Linked DNA regions of Homo sapiens: region 2 is linked to region 1. Evidence: chromatin contacts called from ENCODE Hi-C or POLR2A ChIA-PET data. All regions are on one chromosome and are shown on one strand. The core of a region is the stretch at or near the end of the contact, and the rest is flanking DNA. Distances in the headings are between cores, read along the strand shown. Region 1 overlaps GFOD2 (Gfo/Idh/MocA-like oxidoreductase domain containing 2). Region 2 overlaps RANBP10 (RAN binding protein 10).

Region 1 (6,067 bases), core at 1,131-3,630:
TAGTAGAGACAAGGTTTTACCATGTTGGCCAGGCTGGTCTCGAACTCCTGACCTCAGGTGATCCACCCGCCTTGACCTCCCAAAGTGCTGGGATTACAGGCATGAGCCACTGAGCCCAGCCACCATCTCTCTCTTTTCTCTTTGCTAATTCTGCCCCTACAGGCTTCTCTACTAGTTTTCTTAGAAAACAGGTCAAGCACACAGTTATCTTCTACAATTTTCATGTCCTGGACTCCCTTCGGCTATTTGGTCACTGTCTGCTTTTACAGGTGTCTTGGTTATTTACAGGTTATGGCTGTTATAGGAGCTTGACAGTGTCAAGCATGCAGCATTAGGTAAGTAGTGAGATTCTACTTAAGTTTTTTTTTTTTTTTTTTGAGACGGAGTCTCATTTCTGTCACCCAGGCTGGAGTGCTGTGGCATGATCTTGGCCCACTGCAACCTCAGCCTCCTGGGTTCAAGCGGTTCTCCTGTCTCAGCCTCCCGAGTAGCTGGGATTACAGGCATGCGCCACCATACCTGGCTAATTTTTGTATTTTTAGTAGAGACAGGGTTTCACTATATTGGCCAGGCTGGTCTCGAACTCCTGACCTCAGGTGATCCTCCTGCCTCGGCCTCCCAAAGTGCTAAGATTACAGGCATAAGCCACTGTGCCCAGCCAAATTTTGTTGGTCATTAATTACTAATTGTTACAGGGCTAAGGGAGTGAGACACAGTCCATGTCTTCTCTAAATTCATGCCCAGGGCACACCTCCTCCACTCTCACACCGTGTTCCTTCTCACCCTAGTTGTATTTGGGTATATATAGGGAATGTATGTATCCACTACATAGGGAACCCTTTTTTTTTTTTTGAGATCGAGTTTCGCTCTTTTTGCCCAGGCTGGAGTGGTGCAATGGCACGATCTCGGCTCACTGCAACCTCCACCTCCCAGGTTCAAGCGATTCTCCTGCCTCAGCCTTCCAAGTAGCTGCGATTACAGGAGCCCGCCACCATGCCTGGCTAATTTTTTGTATTTTTAGTAGAGACGGGGTTTCACCATGTTGGACAGGATGGTCCCGATCTCTTGACCTCGTGATCTGCCCGCCTCAGCCTCCCAAAGTGTTAGGATTACAGGCGTGAGCCACCGCGCCCGGCCGGGAATCTTTTTTTTTTTTTTAAATGATCTATTACGTATCTATGACCAACTTAGATGTCTCCTCTTCAAAAGCTGTGTAGGAATATGAGGATGATAATTTTGAGCCAATATGAAGTGAAAAATATATATAAGTATCGGTAGCTTAAAACAACAGAATGGACTAGAATTTTTTTTCTTTTTTGAGACAGTCTCGCTCCGTCACCCAGGCTGGAGTGCAGTGGCGCGCTCTTGGCTCACTGCAAGCTCTGCCTCCTGGATTCACGCCATTCTCCTGCCTCAGCCTCCCGAGTAGCTGGGACTACAGGCACCCACCACCACACCCGGCTAATTTTTTGTATTTTCAGTAGAGACGGGGTTTCACCATGTTAGCCAGGATGGTCTGGATCTCCTGACCTCGTGATCCGCCTGCCTCAGCCTCCCAAAGTGCCGGGATTATAGGCGTGAGCCACTGCGCCCGGCCGAAAAATTTTTAATAACCTGTTTTACTGCCACTGACTCAAAGGGAAGCTTCATCAACTCCCATAAAGGGGTATTGGCTGGCCCCCGAGGAAGCCAGATGGCATGAAGGCAGGCAGGCTTGCTGACTAGGTATTTCCTGCCCAAGCAGGCAGAGCTGGTTTTCCTTGTTAATTTCAGTGGCTACCCTTTCTCACCCCTAAAATTTCCCCACTCTTTGTCTTTAACATCCTTGCACATATCCTTCAGATGCCTCCAAAGATCTCCACAAACCCAGTCCTGCCAAGACCACATACATTTCCCATCACCACATGCTGGTCAGGAATGAAGTGTGCCTTGGCAGGACAGGCTATATACAATTTGACAAGGCCTTGCCTGGGTTCAAATCCTGGCTCTGTCACTTTCCAGCTGGGTGACCTCAGGTAAGTCCTTTAGTCACTCTGTATCTCCATTTCCTCATCTGTAAAATGGGGAAATTTTATCTACCTCACAGGGGATTTAAGGATTGAGTTAATATTTGTAGAATACTTATAATTGGGCCTGGCCAATTAGATATGAGTCAGTACATAGGGAATCTTTTTCTGAAAAAAAGATATCTGTTAACTATCTGTGACTGACTTAGATGTCTCTTCTTCAAAAGTTGAGTAGAAATATGAGGGTCATAATTCTGAGCTAATATGAAGTGAGTATAATAGGGCAGCCAGTGTTTAGTCTGTCCCTTGTTCCATGCAACCCTGTTGTACAGATAAGAAAACATGCTCAAAGAGGTGAGGTAACTCTCCCAGGGTTCCACGCCTGGCTGTGTGCATGACCTGCTACAACCAGCATGAAACCTTGAGCAGGTTACTTCACTTCTCTGAGCCTCTATAAAAACAAGAAAGAAAAAGAGTCATTTTGTAACATGTGCATGTGTGGAGCAACTCTTCTTCCATCCTTCCTCATGAGTGTGAGCCAGGCAAGTTCCTTCCACTGTCTGCTCTGGGGGTGACTGTTTGCCTCTGATCCACTGTTCAAAACCAATACTAATCTGGTCAATGTCTCACCTTTTCTGAGGAGCTAACGAGGGAGCTGTGGGACATAAAAAGATGAAAAGTCCTAATTTCAGGGGTGACAAGTCAGCAAGGTGAGTAGGAGCCAGAACTGGTGGCGTAAAGTGTTAATCTCAAGAGTTTGGACTTTGACAGGTGGGTGTGCTCAGTATTCTTGGTCTGCTCCTCCTTCCCTACCTGATCCTCTCTGCCCTGCTTTTTGTCTCTGGAGTCAGAAGGTCAGTCTCTAAAGCCCTGGGCTCCAGGTCCTCTGGCTTCCATCTGAGTCCAGCCAAGGGAAAGAACCAGGAAGAGATCAGCGAGCAGGAGGAAAGGCCAAGGTGTTTATTTTTTGCCTTCTCTCCCTCCCAGGATATGGTTCTGGCAGAGCTGTGTTCCTTAACCAAGGTCACAGCTCCTTTAGAGGACCCCTCTCTCCCATGGCCATTGCTTTTGCTGGGTTCCAGTGACACATCCCCACTCCGTCATTGCACCTAGGGTGGGGACACTACCTTGCCAGTCCCTGGGTGCTCCACTATCCCTTGTATGTTTCCTTTACTACTCACACTATTGTGAATAATCCCTTCATTAAAGAGTTTTTAATTAACCCTTTGAGTACACTGACTGTTTCCTGTCTAGACCTTGACTAATGCAGGTAAGCAATAAGAACCATTGGATTTTTTTTCTTTTTCTTTTTCTTTGAGATGGAGTCTTGCTCTGTCACCCAGGCTGGAGTGCAGTGGCGTGATCTTGGCTCATTGCAACCTCTGCTTCCAGGTTCAAGCAAGTCTCCTGCCTCAGCTTCCCGAGCAGCTGGGATTACAGGTGTGCGCCACCATGCCCAGCTAATTTTTGCATTTTTAGTAGACACGGGGTTTCCCCATATTGGCCAGGCTGGTCTCGAACTCCTGACCTCTGGTGATCTGCCCACCTCGGCCTCCCGAAGTGTTGGGATTACAGGCGTGAGCCACTGTGCCCGGCCTGCATTTTTTTTCTTTAATTTGGCAGAAAGACGTAGGTAGGATAGAGTTTAGGAGACATTAGACACAGAGAACCAGTTAGGATATCAAGTAAGACATAAGGAGGGTCTAATGGAGGGAATGAAATGGAGCAGACAGTTATCACTAGGATTTGGGATTATCAGCAGGGTGGGAGAGCCAAAAAAATAAAATAAAATAAATAACTGAACTATAGACCAATACGTCTCATAAACTTAGGCACAAAAATCCTCAACAAAATATTAGCAAATTAAATCTAGCAATGTGGCTGGGCGTGGTGGCTCACACCTGTAATCCCAGCACTTTGGGAGGCCAAGGCGGGCGGATCATGAGGTTAGGAGATTGAGACCATCCTGGCTGACATGGTGAAACCCCGTCTCTACTAAAAATACAAAAAATTAGCCAGACGTGATGGTGGGTACCTGTAGTCCCAGCTACCCAGGAGGCTGAGGCAGCAGAATCGCTGGAACCAAAGAGGCAGAGGCTGCAGTGAGCTGAGATCGCACCACTGGCACTCCAGCCTGGGCAACAGAGCAAGACTTCATCTCTAAAAAACAAAACAAAACAAAAATAAATAAAAATTAAAAAAAAAATACACCATGACCAACAGGGGTTTAATCCCAGGAATGCAAGGCTGGCTCAACATTCTAAAATCAACTACTATTGGATAGGAGAATGTGGTGTTTTTTTGTTTGTTAGTTTGGTTTGAGACAGAGTCTCACTCTGTCACCCAGACTGGAATGCAGTGGCGCAATCTCGGCTTACTGCAACCTCCGCCTCCTGGGTTCAGGTGATTCTCGTGCCTCAGCCACCCGAGCAGCTGGGACCACAGATGTGTACCACCACGCCTGGCTAATTTTTGTACATTTTGTAGAGAAGGGGTTTTGCCATGTTGGCCAGGCTGGTCTCAAACTCCTGGCCTCAAGCGATCCACCAGCCTCAGCCTCCCAAAGTGCTGGGGTAACAGGAGCAAGCCACCGCGCCCAGCCTGGATAGCAAAATGTTTAACTGAAAAAGAAAAAAAAAAAAGGCCAGGTGCAGTGGCTCACCTGTAATCCCAGAATTTTGGGAGGCCAGGAGTTCAAGACCAGCCTGGTGAACATGGTGAAACCCTGTCTCTACAAAAAACAAACAAAAAAAGCCAGGTGCAGTGGCACACACCTGTGGCTACTCAGGAGGCTCAGGAGGGAGGAACACTTGAGCCTGGGAGGTGGAGGTTGCAGTGAGCCATTTTTGCACCACTACACTTCAGCCTGGGCAACAAGAGCATGACCCTGCCTCAAAAAAATAAAAACTAGGCCAGGCGCGGTGGCTCACGCCTATAATCCCAGCACTTTGGGAGGCCAAGGTGGGCAGATTGCCTGAGCTCAGGAGTTTGCGACCAGCCTGGGCAACAAGGTAAAACCCCATCTCTACTAAAATACAAAAAAATTAGCCGGTCATGACAGTATGTGCCTGTAGTCTCAGCTACTTAGGAGGCTGAGGCAGGAGAACTGCTTGAACCCGGGAAGCAGAGGTTGCAGTGAGCTGAGATCGTGCCACTGCACTCCAGCCTGGGCAACACAGTGAGACTCCGTCTCAAAAAAAAAAAATTAAATTTAATTTAAAAAATAAAATCAATTACTATAACTTACCGTATCAGTAGTCATTAGACAGCATTAATTAGAAATACAAATTAAGGCCGGGCACGGTGGCTCACCTGAGGTCAGGAGTTTGAGACCAGCCTGGCCAACATGGTGAAACCCTGCCTCTACTAAAAATACAAAAATTAGCCAGGCATGGTGGCGGGTGCCTGTAATCCCAGCTGCTTGGAAGGGTGAGGCAGGAGAACTGCTTGAAGTCGTGAGGTAGAGGTTGCAGTGAACTGAGATTGTGCCACTGCACTCCAGCCTGGGTGACAGAGCAAGACTCCATCTCAAAAAAACAAAACAAACAAACAAACAAAAAACAAATTAAGGCTGGGTTCAGTGGCTCATGCCTGTAATCCCAGCACTTTGGGAGGCCGAGGCGGGCGGATCACCCGAGATCAGGAGTTTGAGACCAGCCTGGCCAACATGGTGAAACCCCGTTCCTACTAGAAAAAAAAAAAAAAATTAGCCAGGCATGGTGGTGCACGCCTGTAATCCCAGCTACTCAGGAGGCTGAGGCAGGAGAATCGCTTGAACCCAGGAGGCGGAGGTTGTAGTGAGCCGAGATTGTGCCACTGCTCTCCAGCCTGGGTGACAGAGTGAGACTCTGTCTCAAAAAAAAAAAAAAAAAGAAATACAAATTAAAACTTATTAAATACACATTACAATGTCTGAAATTCAGAAAACCTGATATCAAATACTGGCAAGGGTAGGAAGCAACTATTCATTATTGGCGAAAATGTAAAATAATATAGCCACTTTGGAAAAGTTTGCCATCTTATAAAGCTAAATAGATACCTATCACACAACCTAGCAATCC
Region 2 (6,067 bases), core at 2,262-4,761, 73 kb after region 1:
AAAGAGAAGTGCACCCATGAGGAAAATAGATTTTCCTACAGCTTTGTATTAGCAATGTCAAAGGACATGACCAGTAGCTGGCTTCAGACCAGCCCAGAGAGGTTAAGTCTCATATTGTGAAAAAGAGAAACAGACTAGGCTGGCTCCATATGGTCCCATCTCAAAGAGACTCAGATCAGCCCAGCAGACTCTGAACACCTCTCACCTCGTCTACTCCACTCCATGGATCTCAAACTCAATGGGTGACACAAAAACAGTTTTTACTAGGCAGGCATGGTGGTATACACCTGTAGTCCCAGCTACTTGGGAGGCTGAGGCAGGAAGATCATTTGAGCCTATGAATTCAGGGCTGCAGTGAGCCGTGACCACTCCACTATACTCCAAGCTGGGCAACAGCGAGACCCTGTTTCAAAAAAAAAAAAAAAAAAAAAAAAAAGCCAGGCACTGTAACTCGCGCCTATAATCCCAGTACTTTAGGAGGCCTAGATGAGAGGATTGCTTGAGCCCAGGAGTTAGAGACCTGCCTGGGCAACACAGGGAGACCTTGTCTCTACAATTTTTTTTTTTTTTGAGACGGCGTCTCGCTCTTTCACCCAGGCTGGAGTGCTAGGGCGCTACCTCAGCTCACTGCAAGCTCTGTCTCCCAGGTTCACGCCATTCTCCTGCCTCAGCCTCTCGAGTAGCTGGGAGTACAGGCGCCCACCACCGCGCCCGGCTAATTTTTTGTATTTTTAGTAGAGATGGGATTTCACCGTGTTAGCCAGGATGGTCTTGATCTCCTGACCTTGTGATCCACCCGCCTTGGCCTCCCAAAGTGATGGGATTACAGGCATGAGCCACCGCGCCCTGCCTCTACAAGAAAATTTTAAAAATTAACCAGGCATGGTGGTGTGCACCTGTAGTCCCAGCTACTCAGGAGACTAAGGTGAGAGGATCACTTAAGCCTGGGAGGTCAAAGTTGCAGTGAACCATATCATGTCACTGAACCCCAGCCTGGGCAACAGGGCAAGACCTTGTCTCAAAAAAAAAAAAAAAGGTTTTTATTAAAGAAAAAAGAACATACGGCTAGGCATGATGACTCATACTTGTAATCCCAGCACTTTGGGAGGCCGAGATGAGTGGACTGCTTGAGCTCACTTCAAGACTAGCCTGGGCAACATGGCAAAACCCTGTCTCTACAAAAAATACAAAAACGGCCGGGCGTGGTGCCTCACGTTGTAATCTTACTACTTTGGGAGGCTGAGGCAGGCAGACTGACTGAGCTCAGGAGTTCAAGACCAGCCTGGGCAACATGGCGAAACCCCATCTCTACTAAAAATACAAAAAATTAGCCAGGCGTGGTGGTGTGCGCCTGTAATCCCAACTACTGGGGAGGCTGAGGCACGAGAATAGCTTGAACCCGGGAGGTGGAGGTTGCGGTGAGCCGAGATCGTGCCAGTTCACTAAAGCCTGGGTGACAGAGTGAGACTCTGTCTCAAAAAAAATAAAAATAAAAATAAAAATAAAAATAAAAATACAAAAACTAGCTGAGCATGGTGGCATGTGCCGGTAGTCCCAGCTACTTCGGGGGCTGAGGCAGGAGAATCGCTTCAGCCTGCAAGGTTGAGGCTGCAGTGAGCCATGTTTGCACCACTGCACTCCAGCCTGGGCAACAAAGTGAGACCCTGTCTTTAAATAAAAAAAGAACATATGAAGCAAAGGATACTAAGTCCAACACATGGCGTAACAGACCACATCCTAAGACTACCTAAAAGACAAACATGAGGATTTCCTGATACAGGGCCATTTGCTTTGGTTTATTTTGTTTTAATTACATTTATATTTTTAAAACAGATAACATATTCACAAGAAAGAAAATTCCAAAGGCTTGTGAGTGAAAATTTTTCTTTCTCAGTCCTGGCTCCCGCCACCCATCCCTTCCCAAGGAACAGCAAATATTACAAGTTTTTCTGTAGCTTTCCAAAGATGATCTATACATATACAAGTAAATACAGATATGTTTGTTTTCTCTTTTTTTTGCACATTTGGTAGCACATCATATATTTCCATGCTTTATATTTTTAATTTCCCAATATATCCTACAGATGATTCCAAATTGGTACCTAAAGAGTCCCCGGCCAGGAGCAGTGGCTCATGCCTGTAATCTCAGCACTTTGGGAGGCCGAGATGGGTGGACTGCTTGAGCTCAGGAGTTCTAGACGAGTCTGGGCAACCTGGTGAAACCCTGTCTTTATTAAAAATACAAAAAAACTAGCTGGGCGTGGTGGCATGTACTTATAGTCCCAGCTACTTAGGAGGCTGAGATGGGAGGATCGCTTGAGCCCAGCAGGTTAAGACTGCAGTGAGCAGTGTTTGTGCCACTGCACTCCACCCTGGGAAACGAAGCAAGACCCTGTCTCAAAAAAAAAAAAAAAAAAAGTGCTGGGCGCAGTGGCTCACGCCTGTAATCCCAGCACTTTGGGAGGCCAAGTCAGGCGGACCACGAGGTTAAGAGATCGAAACCAGCCTGGCTAACATGGTGAAACCCCGTTTCTATTAAAAATACAAAAAAATGAGCCGGGCGTGGTGGCAGGCACCTGTAATCCCAGCTACTCCGGAGGCTGAGGCAGGAGAACGGCACCAACCCAGGAGGCAGAGCTTGCAGTGAGCCGAGATCTCGCCACTGCACTCCAGCCTGGGCGAAAGAGCAAGACTCCGTCTCAAAAAAAAAAAAAAAAAAAAAAAAAAAAAAAGAGTCCTTACCAGGCAGGCTGGCTCATGCCAGTAATCCTAATACTTTGGGAGACTGAGGCAGAAGGACTGCTTGAACGCAGCAGCTTGAGACCAGCTGGGGCAATGCGGTGAGACCCCGCCTCTACAAAAAATGAAAAATTAGCTGGGTATGGTAGCTTGTATCTGTAGTGCCAGCTAAAGGGGAGAATGAGGTGGGAGAATCACTTGAGCATGGAAGGTCAAGACTGCAGTGAGCCATGATCATGCCACTGCACTCCAGCCTGGGCAGCAGAATGAGACCTTGTCTCCAAAAACAAAACAAAAAAAAGCTCATAAAAGTCTCTTTTCTCCACTACCAACTCAGTGCAAAAGTTGAAAGAGCACACCTAGAACAAACAAACAAAATTAAGAATCAGTTTGCACTTGACAGGAAATTATTTTTCCTGTACATTAAGAGGTAGAGCTACAGATACTACAGCTACAACTACTTAGCCAAGGCCAGATGCTCATATAACAAAGAACACAGCCACACAGTATGCAAAGAAAACTGCCACACACGTTCTGATTAACAATGAAAAACCAGTTTTCACTCAGATCAATCAAAGGGGGAAAAAAGTAAGATTCCTGACAATTAGTTGAATCCTAAGCATCCTAGATTGAAAGTATTAGAAATCAGTCTACTAGAAAAAAATCAGTGATTCACATTAAACATTGATTAGAAAAGACGTAAGGTCTGAGTGTAACTCCCTGTTTGGGGAAAGCCAGCTGCCTTCTCTGTGTCATAGGCACAAAGAGCAGGAGGCCAAGAAAAAAACACAAGGACTTTTCCTGACCCCATGACGTGTCAGGGAAGCCTGGATCATGTCACTTCTGCTGATTCAAGGGACCAATGGACTTAAGACCATTTTCTGGAACCCATCAGTTCACGGCAGAAGCTCTGTCTCCCCAGTTGCAGCCAGTCCAGGTCTAGGTATGAGCTGCTGGGCAGAAAATAGCTGAAATTAGCCAGGTGTGGTAGCACATGCCTATAAATTAGCCAGGTGTGGTAGCACATGCCTATAATCCCAGCCACTTGAGGGGCTGAGGTGGGAGGAGAACTTGAGCCCAGAAGGTTGAGCCAACCAGAAGGTTGAGAAGGTGGTGCCAAGATCGCGCCACTACACTCCAGCCTGGGTGAAAAGCGAGACCCTGTCTCAAAAGAAAAATAATAGATGATAAAAATAAGGCTGGGTGCAGTGGCTCACGCCTGTTATCCCAACACTTAGGGAGGCCAAGGCAGGCTGATGGCTTGAGCCCAGGAGTTCAAGACCAGCCTGGGCAATGGCAGAACTCTGTCTCTACAGAAATTACAAAAAATTAGCTGGACATGGTGATGAGCTCCTGTGGTCCCAGCTACTAGGAAGGCTGAGGATCACCTGAGTCTGGGAGGTCGAGGCTGCAGTAAACTGTGACTGAGCCACTGCACTCCAGCCTGGGTTACAGAGTGAGACCCTGTCTCAAATATATATATAAATAAAAAATAAAGAAAAGAAATTGCTTCAATCACATTCCACGTGGGAGGTCACTTAAAAACTTTGATCTTTTTTATTTATTTTATTTTTTTTTTTGAGACGGAATCTCACCCTGTTGCTCAGGCTGGAGTGCAGTGGCGCAATCTCAGCTCACTGCAACCTCCACCTCCCGGGTTCAAGCGATTCTCCTGCCTCTGCCTCCCAAGTAGCTGAGACTACAGGTGTGTGCCACCACACCCGACTAATTTTTTATTTTTAGTAGAGACAGGGTTTCACCATGTTGGCCAGGCTGGTCTCGAACTCCTGACCTCAGGTGATCCATCCACCTCGGCCTCCCAAAGTGGGATTACAGGCGTGAGCCGCTGTGCCCGGCCAAAAACTTTGATCTTTAACACGATGAAGTAACAAAGGAGCCAAGGTTGGCAGCAGTCTTCCTCCCAGTACATGCCTGAGTCTGCTCAGCAAGGCCAATGGGAGCAAGGGCTACTGACGCGTATCCCTACCTGGAGCAAACTCAGGTCAGTTGACTTTGATGGCAAACAGTTCAAATTCCATTAATGACAATCACTTGTCAATTAATTTTTGGAATGGAAATGCACACCATCCTGGCCCAAGGGCTACCTTTCAGGATCCTCCAACCAGTAGCATGGCTTGAGGTAGGCAGCTAGCAAACAAAGTCCTCCCCAGCCTCTCTGCTACCACCATGACTCTCAACCCCAATTGGATCAGGAGAGCAGAACAAATGTTCTCTTAAACAGTGACTCACCAGGAAGTCTGTTCATGTTGACGCCTTGAGCCGAGAGTCCTATTCCCATGTAACTTCAAAAAAAAAAAAAAAAAAAACACAAAATTTTTGGTTAGCAAATGCTCATGCGTCTCCCTTCTCAAACATTTATTGGTAAAAGACAGAAAAATGAGAAAAGCAATGAATGTAGAGGCTCTTATAACATACTAATGGTTCTTGGAGAAACCTGACATTTTGATTTGCTAATGGAAAGCATCTTAGTGCCTCACCCAGCTAGAGAAAACAGAAAGTTGCGTGTGTTGTGTCACTATGAACCACCGGCTTCAATTTCAGAGGAAAGTGTCATGAATTCATGGCTTCCAGTCCTTTGGCATTCTGGCTGTAGCTAAGGCACAGAATCTATTCCTAAGATGTGCCTAAAGCATCTCAATCCTAGGTAGTGCTTTACAGAGCAATGCACGATTGTTCCACAGGGAGAACCCAGTCTGCACCAAAGACCAGGACATGGTAAAGCCAAGTTGGATCTACATAGGATCATCAATCAAGACTGCTCAAACGAGCTTGTTCTCTGGGTCTCAAAATTCATTACCTTCCCCGCATACATTCACATTGGCCTCCCAAACCACACAAAGCTGGGAGTAATGATGTGTGAGGCCCCCAGAGACCCCCTCACTCCTCCCACTCTTTGAAGAGTGGGGCTTATTCTCTTTGAACCCTGACTTAGTTGTGATCTCATTGGAGTATGCAACCTGGGCTCCTGTGGGGCTGCTCCCTGTGTCATTGACACCTGGAGGTAGAATGGCACCCAAATGTGGGTGTCAGCTTCCTCTGGCTGCTCTCCCCTTAGACAATCCACTCAGATTCTCAAGTTGAGGCAGAGGCTCCCAGGCCATCTACTAATAAATACCATCTTACCTTTGCACTTGGGACTTTTTAAGTTAATGCTGGAATGAGTTAAGACTCTGGGGGACTAGTGGGAAGGGATGATTGTATTCTGCAATGTGAGAAAGACATGAAATTTGGGGGGCCAGGGTAGAATGATATGGTTTCGATGTTTGTCCTCTCCAAATCTCATGTAGACATGTAATACCCAATGCTG

The links. A loop is a pair of places that touch in the nucleus more often than their neighbours do. ChIA-PET counts read pairs that join two places held with the same protein, here RNA polymerase II (POLR2A). Pooled maps may share reads with other maps.
Region 2: a loop to region 1 is called in a pooled map, with 3 times the contacts of the local background. The contact joins two enhancer-like sites. A Hi-C loop is called at or near these places in 7 of 50 pooled maps. POLR2A ChIA-PET finds 5 or more read pairs at or near these places in 6 of 52 experiments (A549, H1, OCI-LY7 and 3 more).

Annotation. Positions count from the first base shown.
Region 1 is chr16:67,695,176-67,701,242 of GRCh38, forward strand. All of the region lies in intron 1 of GFOD2 (Gfo/Idh/MocA-like oxidoreductase domain containing 2), which reads right to left. Among named protein-coding and RNA genes, the nearest start is that of GFOD2, 21 kb to the right of the region's middle. Within about 2 kb of position 2,381, at least 3 of the 41 ENCODE cell types and tissues checked have a DNase peak (open chromatin) inside an H3K27ac peak, as active enhancers do.
Region 2 is chr16:67,767,045-67,773,111 of GRCh38, forward strand. RANBP10 (RAN binding protein 10) reads right to left here. Exons shown (of 14, transcript NM_020850.3): 3 at 4,990-5,042. Among named protein-coding and RNA genes, the nearest start is that of RANBP10, 36 kb to the right of the region's middle. Within about 2 kb of position 3,512, at least 2 of the 41 ENCODE cell types and tissues checked have a DNase peak (open chromatin) inside an H3K27ac peak, as active enhancers do.